2 separate regions of the Mus musculus genome follow, and region 1 is linked to region 2. A link is a loop called in an ENCODE intact Hi-C map of the cell type or tissue named here. Cell type or tissue: left cerebral cortex. All regions are shown on one strand. Each heading gives the region's core, and the rest is flanking DNA. Links, peaks and the distances in the headings are about the cores only.

The links. Hi-C counts contacts between places; a loop is a spot of excess contacts. Peaks named below come from ENCODE experiments on the same cell type or tissue, not always from the same donor. Only the 100,000 strongest peaks of a DNase experiment are listed, where the experiment ranks them.
Region 1: a loop joins it to region 2, with 2.1 times the contacts of the local background. A loop is called at or near these places in 2 of 42 quality-filtered maps.

What each region holds. Positions count from the first base shown.
Region 1 is chr15:68,487,618-68,498,931 of GRCm38, forward strand. No RefSeq gene overlaps it. Among named protein-coding and RNA genes, the nearest start is that of Mir30d, 150 kb to the left of the region's middle. In left cerebral cortex, for the core only: no CTCF peak of the experiment used is centred there; DNase peaks (open chromatin) are centred at 4,359, 8,184 and 9,002; H3K27ac peaks cover 2,951 bases.
Region 2 is chr15:68,796,085-68,807,398 of GRCm38, forward strand. No RefSeq gene overlaps it. Among named protein-coding and RNA genes, the nearest start is that of Gm49415, 46 kb to the left of the region's middle. In left cerebral cortex, for the core only: no CTCF peak of the experiment used is centred there; DNase peaks (open chromatin) are centred at 5,906 and 8,358; H3K27ac peaks cover 2,910 bases.

The sequences.
Region 1 (11,314 bases), core at 1,136-9,135, 310 kb before region 2:
AGGTCCTGTGTATGGGTCTTCAGGCTTTATAGGCAGTGAGAAGACCAAGGAGGGCATAGAACTGGATCAGAGAAGTTGAGCATAAGGGCATAGGTTGAGAGCTGTCTGTATTGAGGAAAAAGGATGTTCTATCTGAAATTATCAAGAACAATCCAAGGGAAGGAAGGAGCCCAAGAAGGAGCCCAATCTGGGGAAAGAAGGAGCCCAAGTGACTGCTGTTGATGGGACAGATCTGCTGATGCTTGTCACAGAGCAGTGCCTCCAGAAAGGAATGCGAATCCTGAGCCAGGGAATTCTTGGTGAACTAACTAAGAAGCTGGGAACAGTTAAGACTTGTGGTGTGTGCCTGTCACCCCAGTGTATGAGGGGCAGAAGCTGTAGGATTTATAAGTTTCAGGCCAGCCTAGGGTACAAGACAAATTCAAGTCTAGCTATAGCAACTCAGCAAGACCTATCCCAAAGTTAAGTACAAGGCTAGAGATGCAGTTCAATGTAGAACAGTTGCTTAATGTGAAAACCATAAATCAAGCAAAGAACTGAAGACTTTGGTGGCTCATGGTGGGTGATGCCAGGGCCTGGGGAGCTGATGCAGGAGAACTGGACTGCAAGTTCAAGGACAACTGGGGTGAAATAGTGAGTTCTAGGCCATCCTTGGCTGTATATTTTTTAAAAATGAAGGGGAAATTTCTTGGTATGAGATACCAGGAAATTGGATGTGCAGCAAGGAGTCTAATCTCACTCCTTGAATTTGAAATTTCAGCTCACACCATATTTCAAGCATTTGACCTGGAGTCTCTCCTGACACTTCAGAACAAATTTACAGAGGATGCACTGCTCTGCCCCACTATACAGACAAGGAGTTGGAGGGCCAATGACATTAATTAACTTCACCAAGGGTACAAAGCCAAGTGAAAATGATAGGACTTTAACCCGAATCTCTCTGACCAGGATGACTGTTGTGCTCACACTAAGGTGACTGAGAGTAGCTTTTGTCCTCGTCTCGTTGCACCCATGGTTCATCACAGATTTCATTTACCATGGCCACCCAGCTTCTGAACAAGCGTGATCACGAGGGCTCTGAGAGCATTAATCACATCCACCTGGATGGCTCTCCATGGATTGCAATTTACTTGTTTTGTCTAATTCTGTTCTTTACAACAATAATTAACACAGGACAAATAGCCTCACCAGGCTCAAAAGTGGAAATAAAATTGGCTAGACAGGTTCAGGGCCACATAGCTGTGATGAGAACTAGATCCTTCTGTGTTTTAATTCAAGCTGGTTAGGGTCTCATCCTGGTTCTTATGCATGATCAGGTTTACTGTACTTGCCAAGCAACTGATTGAAAGAGGAAAGTTTGCCGTGATAACTGTTTACTTTCCCTATCACTGCGCCAAGTCCAGCCCTTACAGTGTGCTTCCATCTGCATGCATGGCTGCAGAAGACAGGAATGAGCACGAATCGAACACCTACTATGTGCAGTATTTAGAGCAGAGCAGGCACCATCTTATTTAACTCTAAAAAAGCAAGTACACCTGGAAAGCAGGTCTTGTCTTTGACGCATTTTAGAGGCAAGGGTCAGTGAGTTCAGTAAAGGACCTTCGGTCCTTTCTTAATCGTCCTTTTCTTAATTTTAAAGGCTGATCCCTTTAAAAGTTTGATTCTGAGCTTATTCTCAGCTGTTAGATGCAGACCTGCTGTCAGGAATTTGGAAAATTTCCTCCTGGCCTGAGAATTATAGACCCTCTGCACAAACACTGAGGGCATGGATTATAATGATGGATTTTTCATATTTTCTTTCCTGAAAGATTATAGGTTTAATGAGGCAGAGAATAGGCTCGAGTTGTTAACCATGAATTCTGTATGTTGCCTACATTTTAGATGCTCAAGAAATACAAGAAGAATGAATAAATCCCATTTTATAGCTGTGGGACTTCTAGTCCCAAGACATTAATGCCATATGGAGTCAGGATTCAGATTTACTGTCTTTCTAAAGTTGGCCCAAACCCTACCCTTAAGTTTGGGGACTGCACATCGCTGTGTTTGTATACAGAGAGGGAGAGGATATTGAAGATAAGGAAAGAGTCCCAGCAGACCAGGCACTTTGAGTCTCTCTGTACGGAGGAGGCTCACAGGAACTGGTACCTGTGATGCCTGTTTTCCTAAACTGCTTTTTGCATGGATTGAAGCTCCACGTGGTCCTTTGGAAGCTGCTTACTTTGAACCACATGGTAGAACCGTAAGTGCAGGAACGTTAGGGATGCAGAGCCCACATGAACTCAGACTCCGCTTGTGATCTGTGGGCTCCTTTCAGCTGCCATTGGCACTTTGAGCAAGTTTCTTCAGTTTAGTCTCCTTTGCCTTCTGGATTATCTTCTGTCCTCATGTTTCTCAGGGAGGCATAGAACATTCTTCAGCAGGCATTTATCAGGGATGCTTGCTTGGGACTGTTGCACTTGTAACCTAGGTCAGAGGTTTCCCACAGTCTCCTGGAGCTTCAGGTTTTTTTTTTTTGTTTTTTTGTTTTTTTTTTTTTTCAGCCCATTGCTGGGTTTAGGAAACATTTGGAATGGCATGAGGTTCTTTTCTTTTCTTTTCTTTTCTTTTCTTCTCTTTTCTCTCCTTTTCTTTTTTCTTTTTTTTTCTTATTTTATTCATTTTTTAATTAGATATTTTCTTTATATGCATTTCAAATGCTATCCTGAAAGTTCCCTATACCCTCCCTCTACCCTCCTTCCCTACTCACCCACTCCCGCTTCTTGGCCCTGGCATTCCCCTGTACGGGGGCATATAAAGTTTGCAATACCAAGGGGCTTCTCTTCCCAGTGATGGCTGACTAGGTCATCTTCTGCTACATATGCAGCTAGAGATAAGAGCTCTGGGGGTACTGGTTAGTTCATATTGTTGTTCCACCTATAGGGTTGCAGACCCCTTCAGCTCCTTGGGTGCTTTCTCTAGCTTCTCCATTGGGGGCCCTGTGTTCCATACTATAGATGACTGTGAGCATCCAGTTCTGTATTTGCCAGGCACTGACATAGCCTCATACGAGACAGCTATAACAGGATCCTTTCAGCAAAATCTTTCTGGCATTTTTTTTTGACACAGGGTTTCTCTGTGTAGCCCTGGCTGTCCTGGAACTCACTCTGTAGACCAGGCTGGCCTCGAACTCAGAACTCCACCTGCCTCTGCTCCCCAAGTGCTAGGATTAAAGGCGTGCACCCCCACTGCCTGGCGGAGCTTCAGTTTTATTACTAGTAAGCTTGGCTTTGTTTCTTGGGTGGTATGGACATGGGATGAGCAGTGGTCCTTGAAGCACATCTGACCAGGTATGGGGCTCTGCTCTGTCTTCTCCTACTTGGTCTGTAAGGTAGGTCTAGAAAGGGAGGCTCCTGCAAAGGTCTCATAGGAACAATGCAGCGCACTTGCCTGGAACCTTGGCACATGACAAGGGCAAAGTACAAATTCTGAGCAAATGGGCTTCAGGCTCTTCTGGACCCAACAAAGTAAAGCTGACAGAGTTGCTTAATCAAAGGAGCTACATGTCACACTGTGGACTGAAAGAGCCAGTGGTCAATTGCATCTGCAGAATCTTCACACTACATAATATATCACTTGCTTTCTTTGCTCATAATCACAACTTGGTATCTTGGTCCAGCAATCTCCTCTTCACACTTTTGTGCTCCTTAGTGTCACCCCTGCCACGTAACCTGCTGTTCTGTTGTTCTCTGCTTTATAGCACTTACTGGAGACCTTTAGACTCATAGGTGCTCTATTGTTCATTGACAAGCTCGGCTATGTTGGTTTTCTTCACTCTCTAGGCTCTGAGCTCAGAAGATTGCGAACTTTTGGATTTTCTCTTTCATTAATCTCACTCAGCTCTGTGCCCAGCCCAAAGGTTGGTGCATAGACTCTGGCATCCTTTCTGTCTTGAACTGAAGATTCTATGATTCATAGTAGACAAGAAGTCATTTATAAAATTTGAAAAATATTACCTATCATTTGCAGTCCTTAGTACAGAAATATAACGGGAGATTTAAATTGCTTGCTTGCTTTGATTAAAAAAAAAAACTTTTAATAATGGAAAAGTCTACCAATGGATTGTGCAGATGTATGTCAGGTTTTTTTTTCCTCCAAGAATTTGTTTTCTGGCTCATTAATAGAAAGTCTCCCACACACTGCAAGAACCTTTTCCTCCCATCTGCTGGAGAGGACAGTGAAGAATTGACTTGAGTTTTATTTTTTTCATAAGTGTAGAAGAGGTAATTGCTTAAAACTGAATTTGGGGCCACTGATAATCCAATTAGGGTCTTAGACATAATTGTTCCTGTGTAACCTGATGCCTTTTATTCTTCATAGCTCTGATTTTTGAAGCTGGGTCTCTTGGCAACAGCATGTCAGCTTCTGTGGGAGAAAAGAACACAGCCATTTGGGAGAATATCTTTACTTAGCAGATAAGAAAAAGGAAACAGAAAGCAGCCGGTAAATCATGTATACTCTTGAAGTAAAATTAAGTCCTTTATGTACAACTGATACATTAGTGTCTTAAACAGAATTGTCCTGTATCTCTCTACAGGCCCAGCATCTGTTCTTCTGGTACTTAATGGCATGACAAAAGATGAGGCAGTGGATATTTCTTCTGTGCCTTGAGCTTTGGTCAAATAATACTGCCAGGGTGAGGAACATGGTGAGGTAAAATTGTAATCTTCCTTTTTCATCCTCTGGCAGAGATTCAAAGGAAAGAGAGTTGATGCCACCAGAAATCCCAGAACTAGGCAACAGTATTATCTGGATTCTATTACTACTCCATTCACCTCATCAAACTTCCAAGTCTCACCAGTGTGAAAGAATGATGGTTAGAATCAGAGGTCATACATCACTGGCTCATGGGTCACATCTCACCCTTGTGGGGGATGTAGAAGAAGTCAACCTTGTGAAGAAAAAAGGGGGATGGAAAGAGAGGCACCCAGGGCTCCTGCAGCTTCTCAAAGATTCCTGGTCTGCTGCATATGGTATTACATCTAAGATTGCTTGAAGAACGCCAGTGAGACAAGAAAGGAACCAAGGCCAGGGCAGTGACCACTTTCTCTGTCTTCATGGAAGTTCTAGCAGACGATGATGCTTCCTCACCCCATGCTCCTTCTGAGTAACCTCATCAGGCAGGGCTTTCCTTGGAGGCATGATGTGGTGAGATGGGATTAGCTAAGGATTTAGGGGTTTGGGATTGACTTAAATACTGTATATAATCTTATGTACATCACAATAAACTCGTATCTGCACCCTGATGCTGGTCTCTGGAGTCTGAGTCCAGATTTGTCATGTGATTCCCTTGCTTCTCATCCCCCATCCTTGGCCCTATTCCCACAAACCCTCAGACCTATTTACATGGCTAACAAATATAATAATTCTGCATGATTTCAAATCACATGGCCATTTATTGCACTCCAGTTGTTCTTGTTCATTCTCATCCTTACACAACTTTCGTTATTAAATGTTTAATGAAATCAGAATTGAGCTTCGGGTTCCCTTCTACAAAATGAAAGAATTGCATAGTTGAACTTATGGTTCCCCAACTCTAAGACTCTGTGATCTGGGGCCTATTTATTGCCAAAATACATGAATTAATTTTCAAGATTGAAAATTAAGAGTATGTTTCATAAACATTACATTTCTGCCCCTATTTGCAATGGGAAAAATCTAGACACCCCAGCCCATAGTCATCACAGAGCTGGAACTAAAGTGAGACTTTCTTGGTTTATTATAATCCCTACCATTTCCTACTATCTCACCCCAGTTGTTTACTTGCTTACATCATTTGCTCAGACCTGTATGTGTGACCTGTGGATCAGGAGTTCCATTATCAATTTAATAGCATCTATCTAAGGCTCATTGGGTGATTCTGGTTTTGTATTATTATTATTATTATTATTATTATTATTATTATTTTTATGTGAGTCCCCATTTCATGGGTATGATAGAGGTTGATGCCAGTGGAGTGCTGAGTCATGAGGATAGTGAGTGGTAGAGATGGCACTAAGACCTCAGGGATCCAGGACTTCTAACTCCCAGGGACTTCAGTTGTCATATATAATAGGTATATTTTCTATTTCATTTATAGGTTCTTTCCAGTTCTCCATGTGCCTGAGTAGGACCAATCAGGAGAATTGGATGAGTGTAGCTCTGCAATCAAATATCCTTTAAAAACACTTGGCTTGTGGAGCTGGTGATGTAGGTCTATAATTCCAGCTACCAGGGAAATTGAGACAGTAAGATTTCAAGCTCAAGGGCTGCCTGGGAAATTTAATGAGACCCTTTATCAAAATAAATAGTAATAGCTGGAAGGCTGGGGACATAGCTCAGTTAAAAGGTGTTTGCCTAGTATATACTAGGCCATAGATTCTATCACAGTCCAAAAAAGAAAAGTGAATAAGAAAAGTAAGTTTAGAAAGCAACCTGAGTGTACTAGTTACTTTTCTTTTGTGATAAAATACCAAGACCAAAGTCAATTTAAGGAGGAATTTATTTGGGCTTATGGTTTCAGAGAACTACATGTCCATAAAGGGAGGGAAGATCTGTTGGCAGGAGCAGGGAACTGAGAGATCACAGAGAGCAGAGAGAACAAACAGGAAGTCATCTGAAGCTATATGCTCTCAGAGCACACCTCAGGGACACTCCCTCCAGTAAGGTGTGACCTCCCCAAATAGTGCCTCCATCTGGAGACCTAATGTTCAACTAACTATAAGATTCTGTGGGACAGTTTTTCATTTAAACCAAAATACTTATCAGAGCATTCTAGGGATTAAATTGTGGATTCATAAAAGATAGTGAGTCCTGACATTTTGAATACAAGGTGGCATTTGTGGTACCTTCACTACTGAATTTAAGAGTATAAGGAAATAGTTCTTAGACTTTCCATGTTTAATGGCTCCAGTTGGTGAGTTTGTGACTGTAAACACTGCATTTTCTGGGTTTGTCATTCTGACTTACTGACTTGTGGTAAGGGATACCTATTTGACATGAGTGATATCCCATGTGTGTCACGTGCTTGCAGGTGTCTGCCTAGTACTAAGACTTGATGGCACTCATGGGGATTTGCTCAGTATTTTGAAGTTCCGTGGGAAATATAATTCCAGTGGACAATTGTACTGTTGAGACTCAGGGTCAACAAAAACTTTTTATAAGTGCTTATGACAAAGAAATAGAGCTCTACACATGTCAAACTATCGAATCTTGAACTATTCATTTGAGTCAGTGTGTCAATTCTTTTACTGAATTCTTAACCCAGAATTAAGCCCTATTTTCCCTCCTACAAAATGAAAGGATTGAACAGAGGAATTTAGGCCTCCCCACATCTTGGATTTTATGATTTAACTATCATACAAAAGTGAAAAAAGTTAATATTAATTACAAGCCTAAACATTATCTTTCTTCTGCTTTAAAGGGGATCAGAGAGCAGGGTGTGACAGCACATATCCCTATTCCCAAGATCTGAAAGGCTGAGTCAGAAGGAATCTCAGTTTTGACGCCCCTCAGTTATGGAATGAAACCATATTTCAACAAATAGCAACAAACCAGTCAATTAAAATAATTAGTGTGAGTATAAGGGAACTAAATTTTGATACAGTGCATTCATTTTTTCTCTGGGAGAGTTCATTTGTGTAGGACAAACATTTGACCCCGACGAAAATCCTCTCCTTGTTCTACACTCTCACTTTAGGTTTAGAAAATAGTTCTGACAAATTATTATTGATGAGGCTAAGCCTGGGGTTTCTGGAACAAAAGACCAACTCGAGGTATAAGCACTCAGCCTACAGGAGACAAAGAGGCGGTGCTCTAAAGAGAATTCTAGCACATCCTCTGATTTTCAAAATTAGCCATGAGATCTTCTCTTTTCTCTTTTTCCTGGGGAGATTATTACAGGGGTAGCAATGAATAGTCCTCAGAAACTTCCCTTTTCTTCCTTTTCCCTTTGTTTTGATGGTAAAAAAATAGCAATGCTGGGCACAGGCACTTTAGATATCCCAGTTTGGGGGCACCCTCTGAAACACCATAGTTAGGGGGTCAATCAAGTTTACTCCGACTCTCTGCACCAGAGCTGATCAAGGTCGCCCTTGTTCACCCAAGGTCACAGAGTTCCAGAACAGCTTGTCTGATGGTTTTATGGTCCATGATGAACAGATGCCTGATGTTTCCTTTGATCTTCCTCATGGGCAGTTCCAACATAAGTGATTTGGATTGCCTAGTGGTCAAGGTCGTTACACTCACCAGTCCCTTGCTTTGCTAGAGTGTTGGTGACTCAGCAGCTTGCTTTTGGTCCATGGCTACCTTTGAGCACTGCATACTTACTCTTTTAGTTTTTGTATCCACTTCTATTTTGGGAGGGATTTGGTGTTTCTTCTTTACTTCAACATCTTTATGCAAATGTATCTGTCTTTGGAAAAAAAAAACAGCCTTTTCCCTCTATTTAAAAAATGTAGTACATTACTTGTGGTAGAAATGACCAAGAATTATTTTAAATTATAATATGGATATTATTAGATACATACAATATATGTACCACCTTCCAACTTGTTTTTCCTATGAATATGTGTGTGTGTGTATATATACATATATATATGTATATATATATGTATACACACACACACACACATATATAAAAACTACATATATAACTATACACAATCTCTTGTTGTATTTGTTTTCTGGGTTTTTACTTAACTTGTGAGCATCTCTCGGGTTATTTTTCTGAAAGGACTTAGATTGCTGCAACTGGGTGGATAGGTCTGCATCATTTAGCACATCTATTTATCATGCTCATAGTTTTTGATTTTTCATGGACGATGCTGCCATAGATGCTTTTGGACAATTATTTGGATTCACATCTCTGACTTTTTGAGCTGGCAGAAGTCATAAAGACTTAGCATGTGGGAATGAAAGTGGCATTTACTCAGAACCAAATCCTGGCAGCTCCTTGTCTCTGCTCTCTCCCTTATGCTCGGCTCTTGGGAAAAGTCCCAAGCTATTTGGCAAAGTACTTAAAGCCTTGCACAATGTGGTCCTTTCCAAGATATCTGGATTCCTCCTCCTCCTCCTCAGCATCCTCATATCTCTCTGGGAGCAGCTCCTTGCCCTGTGCTTTTTCACACTTTCCTACTTCAGCTCACTGACTCCCAGGCTCCAAGCATTCAGATAGCACCTTCACAATTTTGTCCCTTTTATTGGACACCTGCACCACTATTCAGTGCATGTTTATTTTTAAAAATCTTACTTCAAAAGAAAATTTTAATTTAGCAACAATAGGTGTGAGAGGATATAGGTCTGATTTTTTTTTTGTGTATGTGTGCGTGAGTATGCAAGTGTGTATGTGTGTGCATGTCTGCTTTTTAAGTCACATGAAAAACATTAATAAGTATTAACATAAAAAAATAAAACTTGAACATGTTTCTTCTACCATGTACAATGATCTGCTGTGGCCAAACTTCCTGTGTGAAGGAATTCTACATTTGCCCCTCTTTCCACAAAGACTAGCTCCCCTTATCTTTTTGATTCTGAAATGGCTTCCTGATGATGCCCTCAGTTGTTTTCTTGGGGGATCTCATTGCCCTGTGGTACCCCTGCTGAGGTCCTGAAGATCCAGAGAACAGCTTTCAGCATGGTCAGGAGCACATGCAGGGTGGGGGCTATGTCAAAGGATGTGTCTTATTGGAAGCAGTCCTGAGCTGAGTTTAGAAAATATGTATTCATTATGAAAGAAGGCAGTAAATACATGACGAACACAAGTAGCAATGTAACAGGAGTGTGGTGCAAGCCATATCAGTGACTACATTAAAACACTCATATAGAAAGCAGAGACAGTGAGGCTAGTTACAAAACGAAACAGAATCTAACCCTGTGATGTCTTGAGAAGAGCCTCTTCAGATGCAAAGCACAGGATGAAAGTTAAACAGTGGAAAGATGCACCATCCGACAGTCATCACAAGAGAGGTGGAGTGGCTCTAATAGCATCAGGCAAAATAAAAAAACCTAAATTAATGTGTGCGGAGTTTAAATGAAAAGCTGTAATGTGTCAATTTGCAATCTCAGGCTGAGAGGAAGGAATAGGATGGAGGCAATGCTTGAGAGGACAATGGCTGAGAATTCCCCTGTACTGACAAAGGAAATGTGTCTCGAGACATGGGGGATCTCAAGCAAGAGAAAATAACATAACCACAGCTAAGGCAAAGCTTAATAAAAGCAGAATGCCAAAGTTAGAGAAAAGATTAAAAAGGCACAGGGGAGAAATGAACACAGTTCACAAAAAAAAAAAATAGCATTTACTCCAAAGGCCACATTTCTCAGTAGCAACAACACAGTGTAGAGACCCATGGCAGCAAGCCCCTCTAGGACAGTACATGGAATCTATTTCAAGAAAATGACTGATCTTGAACCACTGTTCAAGAAAGAGTGTGTTTCAAGCATCACAACCAAAGAGTTTTCTAAAAAAGATTTCCTCATTTTGTATATGTGAGTACTGTCTTTAGACATATCAGGAGAAGGCATCAGATCACATTAAAGATGGTTGTAAGCCACCCTCTAGGTGCTGGGAATAGAACTCATGAGCTCTGGAAGAGCAGCTAGTGCTCTTGACTGCTGAGCCATCTCTCCCTCCCAGAGGAGGACATTTTCATAGAGATGAAACTTAGGGAATGCCCCAATGACCCATATTGCACCAAAAGTTCTTGAATTGTGAGATGGTAAGTATGTCCTGTGAATATGTTTGACCTACTACGGCAGAATGTAAGAGGATGTTAGTATTGTGTATAGCCTCCAAGCCAGGACATGGAAATGTTAATTTGAATTAAAAATTTTAAAAAATGTAAATGATCAAAGAAAAAGACAAAAAAAAGATACAAAGCGACAAGGTCAATGGGCACAAAGTACCATGATAGAGTCAAATACAAATGTATAAGCTAGTGGGGTGGATATAACTGGAAAAATACTAAAGAACAAAGATGGTAATGCATGACTTAAAAGTCCACTGCTCCTGTATTCATGTACACCTCAAACATAAAGCAATGGGAAGAATGAAAGAAAAATGCCCCGAGTTATATTCCTGGAAATTTCTAACAAAATCTGCCCTGCTATTTAATAGTAGACACAATATAAGGTGAAAACTAGTTAGACATGAAGGGTTTCCCTTTACAAAGGAATAACTTTCTATTCCTATGGATATAGATAGAGCCAATTAAACTTTTATGCATCTAATTATACAGCCTCAATATATTCAAACCAAGATTGACAGAACTGGAAGGAAAAGATAATTCCAGCATCACAGGAG
Region 2 (11,314 bases), core at 1,514-9,513:
CTTACATTCAAAATTACTTCAACTAGATATTGTGACACTCATTACACACACACACACACACACACACACTCTCTCTCTCTCTCTCTCTCTCTCTCATGACACAGAGAGAGAAAGAGAGAGAGAGGGGAGGGAGGGAGGGAGGGAGGGAGGGAGGGAGGGAGGGAGGGAGGCAGGGAAGGAAGGAGGAGGAAAAAAGGAAGGGGGACATGGCTCAATAGACTTTGACATCTTCTCTATGCCTCTTTAAAGGAGGACACTGGAGCCATCCTCCAGTTACTTCTGCTCAAAACAGTCCTCATGTTTAATTTTCATCTCCTTTTCTCCATGGAAAATTGATTATCAGCTCCTATGAATACAGTAACAAAAGTATCTTTTCACAGGAAGCAAATCTGGTCACATGACTTCTCTCTTCATCCCATGGCAGCTCCTGCCTCTAGAACAGAGCCCAAGTGCCTTTGCCTGCTTTTAAGGAAGATCCTTAGGACCCGCCCTGTGAAGTCGCAAAGCTCCAGATTTTGCTAGCTCTTTTGTAAACACATGCTCTTGGCGTGGTGGACTCATTAACTTCTGAATGAAATGTGCTGTTTGTTACTGTGAAAATGGAGACAGAGCCTCACTTCCCTTTCTCTCACTCCTTCAGGACAGTGTCCCCATCTCCTGCCTCCTACTGGAAGATGACTTATAGAGAACCTCCACTGGATATCTGGTCATTGGACTTAAGCTCCTGGTGTTTCTGTCACAGGCCTTCGTTGACATCTGCTATTTAGTGACAAAGCTGGACTAGGTAAGAACTTCCATGAGAAGACAAGCTTTATCTTTGCCCCATTGTTCTGTTCACAGTCACAAGTAGACACCTTCTACTGTGTTCAAGAACCAAGAGACCCCTGGCTACTTACACTCAAAGTCTAGCCAATGATTCACACCGTTTCTAACTTTTTTTTGATGATGCCACAATTACAAGACACCATAAGTTGTCTTCCTACATCATTTTGTTGCGTTTCCTCCTATAGACACATCATTCCTTCTCCATGCTTACTTCTAAAATGCAGATTTGATCATTTCCCTTCCTGGGTTAAATTTTGTTTTCATAGGCACTATTGTCCAAAGGTTAAAATCTGCCCACCTTAAAATAGCACATGTTATGTTCCTTTGCAGTCTTCCCAGCTTTAAACCTCAGGAAATCTGGAAGCCCCACCCCCCTCAGATTCCCATTTTTTAGGTTGAAATGGCCTCCTGATGTGTAAATACATCATTGTCTTCAAGAGTTCATTTCATGTATCCATTAGGGATAACATATACTATACTGTGTATCAACATCTGTATCAGGTACAATGATGGACAAGAAAAACATAGATGTGCTCTCCCAAAAGGTCTGAATCTCATGGGGAGAAAAGGGTGCTTGTACTTCCCTTCCTAACTGATGCCTCTTTTGTGATTCATCGTGTACCACTCTGTCTGTCAACATGTCTACTCTTGTAGCTTTTTGTTTACACATATGTCAGATTATACCAGGAAGTACCGTGCCTATTCATCTGGCATCCCCAGCACTGGAGAAGTGTCTGACATGTGCTAGTTATTGAATAAATGTTTATAGGATAAAGGAGTAAGGACTTGCTTAGCTTTTCCAGTATTTGAAGCTCTGAGGCAATGGAACACACAATGTCTGTCATAAATGGAGAAGAACAGCTCTCCTCAGAAGAGGACTGGTTGGAACTGGATATTCCTCCAGAGATTAGTTCTACAGCCAAGTTCAGCAAAAGGTATCAGCTGTGAAGATGAGGGTTATAACAATAGATGAGTTAAGGTTCCCCCACTAAACAGGATTTCCCACTGGACTCAACCCATAAGCCTTCCCCATTTCATGCATATATTGAATTTGAGGTTTGGTTGTTGCTGGTAGAAAGAAACAGATTTTTGTTTTTAAAATTTAATCATGATTTAAAACTATTGAAATATTTATCAAAATTCAACATGCCTTTTCCACATGACCGATCAGCAATTTTGTGCTAATGGGAAGCTGAAGCCAAACCAAATGCCTATTACTAAGGAAATGGATTCATATAATACAGTACTTACACACTTTTAAATTATATGCAATGGGAAAAGGCATTGAACTTAATAAGCTTAAAATAGTATGGTTGCTGAAAACTGGAATAGAAAAAGAGTAAAATAAAAAGAGAACATGGATTTCAGGACAATATTATTTATATTTTTAAAATTCATGTATTCAAAATGGTATGTATTTTTTACAAGTATATGAATGTGATTAAAGAGTATATATATATATATATATTAAACTATTGGAAGGAAATAGCAACATTGAGAAACAAGAGGATATTTTTTTAAAAGATCAGAATTTCAAATTGGATTGGACATAGGCTAACATGCTATCCTGGAAACAATCCGTATCCATGTTCATGTAAAAAGCACAGGTAAATGTAAATAAAGAAAACATCTAATAATTTTAAAAAAGAAGCACACGTACATTACCATGGCTACACTACTAAAGAAAATATCTCTCCCTCCCCATCAATCACTGAAGAGAGTTACTGTCTTCTTTGTTGCCTCCTAAACACTCTCCATTACTGTAATAGAACCACATTCTGTGGTCCATTGGGAGCTTTCCTTTGTGCTGAAAGATAGACCTTGGTCATGCGGGCAGTCTCTCCTGTCAGAGTCTACCCTGTAACTACATTTAAGTACCAGGGCTTATTAAGGCCAGAGTCTGAATCTGATTACATAGCTTAGCCTGAATGCAGTTCCTGTGTATAGATGCTCTTGTGCACATATACCAATGCTTCTTACTCTGGTGCTGCTTATTATCTACCCCTGCTGCTGAAAGCTTTCTTCTCTGAGCCTCATAGAGTTCATGTGTGTGGTAAGATATCTTTTGGTACGTCATTCCTATCCGAAAATAGCTTCATTTCTTAGGGGACAAAGTCAGAAAGCTTCAAAATATACAGGCTGAAAGGAAAGGGGTCTCATGGTTTATCCCACCACAGTGTTGTCGGTGACTTGTCCTGAATGAGTTTCTAAACACATAAAATGTTGCTTCTCTTTTGGGAAACATCTTTTTATTTTCTGGTCTAAGCTCCCCACTATACTTTATCATGCAATCTTCTAAAATACAAATAAACAGAGAAGAAGCTTTTAAAGACACGGTTCCGGATAAATTATGTCTGGCTAAAGCAAGGCTGTCTTATGTAAGTGAATGATTGTGGTTCAGGTGCTCATAAGACATATGCCCGTAAGACAGCAGAGCACTTGGCTTGGCTTCTCATCAGAATAATGCAAAAAAAAAATAAATAAAAAAAAAACACTGAATACTGATCATTTTCTGAGACCAGTTAACACAAAAGCAACTAGAGAAAGAAATATTTACTTCCATGTCAGGACAGGAAAACTGAAGTTTAACAGACCTGAATGCATTGCACATCTTGAAACAACATTAATAAAAACAATAAAGATTTGAACCCAAGTCCAGCTTATTCTAAAGCCTTATATTCACTGTAATAGTAAAGTATTCGTAGTTGTCCAGTACTGACTGAGTTGGCCAGCACACCCAATGCTGTTAGGCACAATATCACTTCTACGAGTGCTACTGGAAGGTAGATGCGATTTCATGTATTTGACCCTAAAATCCCAGCCACAGGTCAGCCAGGTTCGCAACTAAAATAATGCAGTGGATAAATGGTACAACTGAAATCAAAACAAGGTCTTGCTTTACCAAAAACCTCTGATCTTACTACTTCTCAATATTCCTTAACTAGGCTCAGGATAGATGACCCTAATAATCTTTCTTTTTTTCTTTAAAACATCTTTGATCCCTGTGCCTGTAAGCATGAGCCTGAGATCCAAGACACCTATTAGTTGACTCTGCCCCAGAAATTTCCTGGTGCCTTCCTTCTCTGTAGAGCTTCGTTAGATTCCATTCGTTTAATATTTTTGGCAGGTGACAAAGAGGAGACAGTGGAGTTTATCATCTTCTCTTTTCTTACAGTCAAGCCTGCAGATGAGAACAGGAGATACCAGGAAGAAACAGGAAGCAAGGTTTGCTCTGGTGTTAATGATAGCTGCAGGGAGAAAGACAGATACATCTATTTCTTCATACAGCATAAAAGATAGATATCACAAGGTACAAAACCTCCATCTCTTAAGTAATCTGTGTACTTTGGCTAAGGAATAAATATGGACAGAAAAGTGCTTTGTAGCATCATTCCCTGAGGGTCAGTAACCATGACTAAGATGTGTCAGCTTTGGTCTCACGTCGAGATGAGATGGGAGTACTCATCCCAGATGTCTGATGCCTCCTCTTTATTTATTCTCAGGGGGCTTCTCCAAGTTACATCTTCTTTCAGAACAATGAGAGAGTTCAGAGGATGACATTATATAGAGACAGAGAAAGTCACTGCATGAATGGGATCATTTATTCCTCAATCCCCTGCTCCAGTTTTTTGATGGATCCTCAAATATTTTTACTAAAGAAACTAATTGTTATATTTCATATAAATATCTGTGCAATATTTCATACTAAAATATGCAAAGGATGAAGCATTGCTTTTGAATCCTTCTTGAAAGTTTGACTCAGAATGAGTGTATAATAGTCCACTGAACATTTCTATTACTGGAATTTAAAGTTATTTCTATCTTTTTTATGACTTTGATGCTACATTAATTTAATTCTTTTGTATGTAAATATCTTTGTGAGTGTTTATTGCTGCTTATTTAGGAGAGTGTTCCAAAAGTGGATTACAAGGTTGAAAGGCCTGACACTGGTAGAAATGAGCGCTGGGAAATGTTTTTGAAACACAATTTTCAACCTCTATGATTTTGAAATAGTTTAAACATTTGGTACATGGATTACTATTAAACATTAGGCCAGGTATCTCCCATCCCCTACCTGTGCCATTTAATTTTGTGCTTATGTTTATTTAACATAGATAAGATCCACCCCCCCACCTCTTAGCTATTTTCTTTCTTTCTTTTTTTTTTACATTTTTTAAAAATTAGGTATTTTCCTCATTTACATTTTCAATGCTATCCCAAAGGTCCCCCATACCCACCCACCCCCAATCCCCTACCCACCCACTCCCCCTTTTTGGCAGTGGCATTCCCCTGTACTGGGGCATCTAAAGTTGGCAAGTCCAATGGGCCTCTCTTTGCAGTGATGGCCGACTAGGCCATCTTTTGATGCATATGCAGCTAGAGTCAAGAGCTCCGGGAAACTGGTTAGTTCATATTGTTGTTCCACCTATAGGGTTGCAGTTCCCTTTAGCTCCTTGGGTAATATCTCTAGCTCCTGCATTGGGGGCCCTGTGACCCATCCAATAGCTGACTGTGATTTTAATGCAATATTTCTATCTAAGTTTGAATTTCATAGTCTTAAGTATAAAATCAATCATCCCCATTTGGGGTCAAAAATAAGCAAGTCTTCATAACCCCTAACTGAATTATATATGGGCACACTAAGGACTCTCCTCTCTAGGTTGAAGAGAGTGTGCTAATACTCATGATCAAACTACTCCAGTGCATAGTATGAATCATTGACGTTCCAAATGTTGTCCTCGAAAAGCATGTTATAATACCACTGTTAGTGGAAAACAACTTGATATTGGGGTTAATGGCTTTTGAGGATTGTCATATTTCTATACACTTTGCTTCTATGCACCTGTACAGACTTGCACAATTCTATGCCATAGAACGTTTTGAGGCAGAATCAGTGGATAAACTTGGTCATGAGGGTCACTCGCACAAACATCCAAGGGAGGTAAACACTGTGGACTTGAGGCTTCCAAAGTTCAATGACGTGGGACAGGGTGGTGTCTCTTAAACAGAATTGCAAACAGGGTCTGGAAGCAGTGTCAGGTGGAGCTGAGACGCCAGCTGGCTAGAGCTAACAAGGAAGGGGAATGGAAGCAGCAAGCTGGGGGAGGATGCTGTTTTTATGACATTTTCTTCAAGTGGTTTTGCTTTCTGTTCTAAGAGTTTTGTTCTTCTGTGATGCAACTCAGACTTTGTTTTTGCCATTACTGATGATCTGATATGTCATACATTTGTTTATGCCTTTTCCCACTTAGCCAGAAGGATTCTTAGCTACTCCAAACACGGGGGAGTATTTGTGTATACATGCCCAATCTCTTTATGAACAAGTGCATGTCACTCCAAGTTAAGATAGGAGATGATCTGCATATCAATTATGAAGCAATGCTGGAGTCCCATACTGACATAGAGACCTCTCTGTGGCATGAAGACATATGGCAGTTATGCCAGCCTTAGTTATGTTTGTCCAAAAGGAGCCTCCTGCAACCAGAGAGCAGCAGCCTGGGAGTCAGAAGATGTGGTTTCAAATTCCAGCTTAGCCACAATGTACAGTAACTATTACACTTTGCCTTCACAGCTTTCTGCTTCCTTATTTATCAAATCAAGATGTTTTAGAGTACAATCACTTCACTCTTCTGCCTAGTCAGGTCAACCAAGTGTATGCTCGGTGCAGTAGGAAGGTCATTATTTTATATATATATACTTTTTTATTAGGTATTTTCCTCATTTATATTTCCAATGCTATCCCAAAAGCTCCCCATACCCTCCCCCCACCAACTCCCCTACCCACCCACTCCCACTTTTTTGGCCCTGGTGTTCCCCTGTACTGGGGCATATAAAGTTTGCAAGTCCAATGGGCCTCTCTTTCCAGTGATGGTCGACTAGGCCATCTTTTGATACATATGCAGCTAGAGTCAAGAGCTCCGGGGTACTGGTTAGTTCATAATGTTGTTCCATCTATAGGGTTGCAGATGCCTTTAGCTTCTTGGGTACTTTCTCTAGCTCCTCCATTGGGCGCCCTGTGATCCATCCAATAGCTGACTGTGATCATCCACTTCTGTGCTTGCTAGGCCCTGGCATAGTCTCACAAGAGACAGCTATATCAGGGTCCTTTCAGCAAAATCTTGCTAGTGTATGCAATGGTGTCAGTGTTTGGAGGCTGATTATGGGATGGATCTCTGGGTATGGCATCCTCTAGATGCTCCATCCTTTCGTCTCTGTAGCTCCTTCCATGGGTGCCTTGCTCCCAATTCCAAGAAGGGGCAAAGTATCCACACCTTCGTCGTTCTTCCCGAGCTTCATGTGTTTCGCAAATTGTATCTTAAATCTTGGGTATTCTAATTTTCTGGCTAATATATCCACTTATCCGTGAGTACATATCATGTGAGTTCTTTTGTGATTGATTTACCTCACTCAGGATGATGCCCTCCAGGTCCATCCATTTGCCTAGGAATTTCATAAATTCATTCTTTTTAATAGCTGAGTAGTACTCCATTGTGTAAATGTACCACATTTTCTGTATCCATTCCTCTGTTGAGGAGCATCTGGGTTGAAGGTGGACTTATGCTTTGGAGCTGGAATGTGACTTCCTCTGATAGACCTAATAGAACTAAGGAGACAAAATGTGCTGTAGATGTAGCATAAGAGGAAATTTCCAGAACATTTTTAGATGCTTCTTAGTTCTTGTGTGCCTTTGCATCTTGATCAGTATGGTATATACTTGTGTTTAGTGGACCATTCCATTGCCACTCAGCATGCTCTGAACATGTGGAGCTTTAGCATGGTGTAAACAGGAGTATCGAGGAAAGGATAGCCATGCACCGTAACCACTGTTAGAAGAACACTTGTGTTCTGGGATTTCCTATTTTTGGACCTTCTTTGAATCTCCCTAGCTCTAAGTTCTTACAGAGTATGGGGGAAGGCAGGCAGACAAGGCTCTGATGAATGAGTTGGGGAATTCATTTGCCCTGAATTTCTGCTTTTAAATGACAGACTTAGAGGAATAGCAACCTCTTCCCATGGTGAACGAAGCCTAGAGTTAGTGTTGGTCAAGTTTATTGTGGTAGGACTGGAGGGAAGAAGGAAGAACATCGAAGCTACATATTATTCCCTTCTCTACAGTCAGATGACATTTGTGGCTATGTGTGAATTTTCACCTTTCTGGCTCTTGTGTGCTGCTGTTTGATTTATTCAAAACCCCAAGGAAGCTCAAAGATACTTAATGCCCCACTTTAAACTCTCATACATGAAAGAGTTTATCTGGAACCTTCAATGTGATCACTTGAGGCACAGAGCTGAACATAGAGACTCAGTTTCTGGCATGGCCGTGGTGGAAGGTTTCTGTGCTTCAGAAAATGAACTCCCTTCTGTGATTTCTGGCATATTTCCCCTGTGGTTGTATGAATAACTACTAAAGAATACCAGCTATAGGTGACTAGTGATTCCTGTGCAGGATCTTGCTGGCTGTTTCTGACTTTAGGCAAGGATCAGCTCACATGAAGGTCCTCCAGGCCCTTCCAGAAGGTCTGCCTCAAGACAGTCATTGCTTCCATTTATGGGCTTTTAAGACAGTTGTAGGAGGAATAATCATTTCACTTCCTTTACTGTGTTTCTCAGTAAGGATTGTAAGCCAGAACTTAAAATTGGAAAAGTGACTAAATTTCACATGCGCTACAGAGGTACTAAATGTATAAAGGTTGGGTATTGAAGCCAAAGCACTACTGAAAGGGATCAGGTTGATGTATATCCTTAGACTAGTTATTCACCCTTAGCACTGATACTTTATCCTAAGCCATGGTTTATATTTAAGAGACACAGATTTTGTTGCACCCACTCACCAGTGATGTTCATGAAGAAGGGAGGGAAAGAGACAGAGAAAGATAGAAAGTGATATATAAAGTTGGAGAATGAATAGGTAAATACCTGATTGATATATGATGATATATGATATATGATGATAGATAGGTAGGTAGGTAGATAGGTAGATAGATAGGTAGGTAGATAGATAGATAGATAGATAGATAGATAGATGAACGATAGATTAGATAGAGGTAGAAACAAGAGACAGAGATAGAGATAATTTCAGTGAACAACTGAAAGGTTATAGTTTCCTATGTCAAGTTGAGTTGGAAAATAAGTAGTTATAATGTATCTAATTTGCCTAAAGTCATGGATGAATTCAACTTGTTTATTAAAAACGTCTCATCTTTGATACCAAACCAAGAAATAAAAATGGAAGAAATCAGAATAACAAAGCTTTAGAAAAAAGGTGGTTGCCTTTTGCCAGGGTTTGCGATCTAGATCCATTCAAGATAGCAGTTAATTCCTAGAGGATAAGAAAAACAGGTATGCAGAGATAACAGACATACACCTGGGCCTAATATATGTGATGGTGGATCAAGTGGAGGAGAAATCATGGAGAATAGTAAAAGCAAAACAAGTCTCTTAGAGAGCAAGTTTCAGAGGCTGAGCAAGCAGACCAGAGTGTTACTCTGTAAGCCAGTCTTGGATTAGAAAAGTCTTATGATGCTTATGCTCAAAACTACAGGGAGACCATTTTTCCTTTTTTGGCAACTCAACAACTTCTTCTTAGACTATAAGACAGTTTAGCCAAATGGTTAACCAGAAAAGGGTAGCAGTAACAAATAAAATGCACACCCAAGTTATAGAGTTGGGATCCAGGCAAAGCAAGGTTATTGTAGAGAAACCCTAAATATAATGTCAAGGCCTATCAGCACTTCCCTGGTAGAAAACAATTTCTTTGTGTGTATCATGTTCAGACAGACACATGTCTGAGATTAGCTTGAACTGTGGATATTTCTAGGATCCTCACCTCTTTTTGACTTCATCTGTTTTGCTACCTTGCACTCACTAGTTAAAACCTAGAATGTTCTTGAAAATAAAATTCTCTTACCAGTAAAACTAAGTCAAAATAATAATAATAATAATATTAATATTAATAATATTAATAATAATAATAAAGACTATGCCAAGATGGTATAAAAGGAAAAGAATGTTAAAGACAAAAAGTAATGATATGAAAAATTCCACCAAAAATGTGTTAGTGATAGGTTTAGAAATTAGGAAACAATGGACCATGAAATGTATGTACTCCACCATGGGGAGGAGGAAGATGTAGTTAGCTGTTACCAAGGTGACACTTCTAAAGCTTGGACATTTATAAAGCTAGAAACAAAGGGGAGGTAAAACTCCAGGATCAGATTTCTAAGGAGGCATCACAGCTCATGAGACTTTAGCTCTGCCATGTCAAAAGTCAAATACTCAGCTAAGGATCCTTCTGACTGAGAGGCAGATGCCAGCATGAGGTCAAGGTGACAGACATGGAAGAGCAGACGCCCTGTATCTCAAGCAGGTGGTAGGCTTTGCTGGATGACGGGCATTCTGGCTTACGGTGATGGGAGAACCAGAGTCGCTTTAGAACTGATAGGAGTATGGACATTATATATGTACATATGGTGGCTTGAATGGCAGATTCCCCCCATAGGTTCATGTCAGGCAGAAGCCTGAGGAAGTGGAACTCTGTTGGAAGAAGTACTTCTCTGAGATGGGTTTTGAAGGTTTGTAGCCTCCTCCTACTTCCTGTTCTCTGTCATGCTGCTTCCTGTACGTGAATGCAACTTCCTGCTCCTGTCTCTAGGCCTACCTGTTGCTGTATCTTGCTTGCCATGATAGATTCTAGCCATTTCTCTGGACTCATAAGCCAAAATAAGGTCTTTTTTCTTTTGGTCATGCATTTTATCAATCAGTCAGAAGTTTCCCAACAGCTACCATCAAAGAGAAGAGTCAGAATACATGGGGGTGGGATGGGGGTATAGTTTACATGGAAACAAATCGACCTGACACATGTATTTCTCACTCTCAGCCAATGAATCTGACACCTGGGATAGCCCACCTGGCAATTGCAACCAGTATTTGTTGTCTTTACTAAGATGCCCTTGGAACCTCCCATGTTCTTAGATGGTAGTGACTATCTCACTGGAGTTAGAGATCAGACCCTAGGAATATAGCTAAATTGATGGTGCTGTGGGTGAAAGTTGAGGAAAGAGTAGCCCTGTGCTACAGTCCTTTTGTTAGCTCTTTTTATAGTGAGTGTGGTAAGAAAACAGTTGGGTTTCAATAATCAAGGAGTTCTTGAAGATGCTGTGCCCATACCAGCCTAATGCTATCCACCCAGGAGCAAGACTAGCAAGAATAACACTAAGGGGATTCGTCCTTTAAGGGTCTTTTTTGTGACATTGAATCCCAGTGCAAAGCATCTGGAGAGTCTATTGAACAACAAGTAAGATTTACTGAGGATTCTGGATTGAATAATAGGGAGTAGCTTCCTTAGCCTAGGGTTCAGAAAAACTTACACTGCAGTCTTCTGTGGTAAAGGTTAACCACCTAGCAAGAGTCCCAATAGGGGAAAAGGAGCAGTATTTGCATGACCTATGGCATATCTAGGTTCTGTGAAGTGAGTACTGTATCTCTAGTT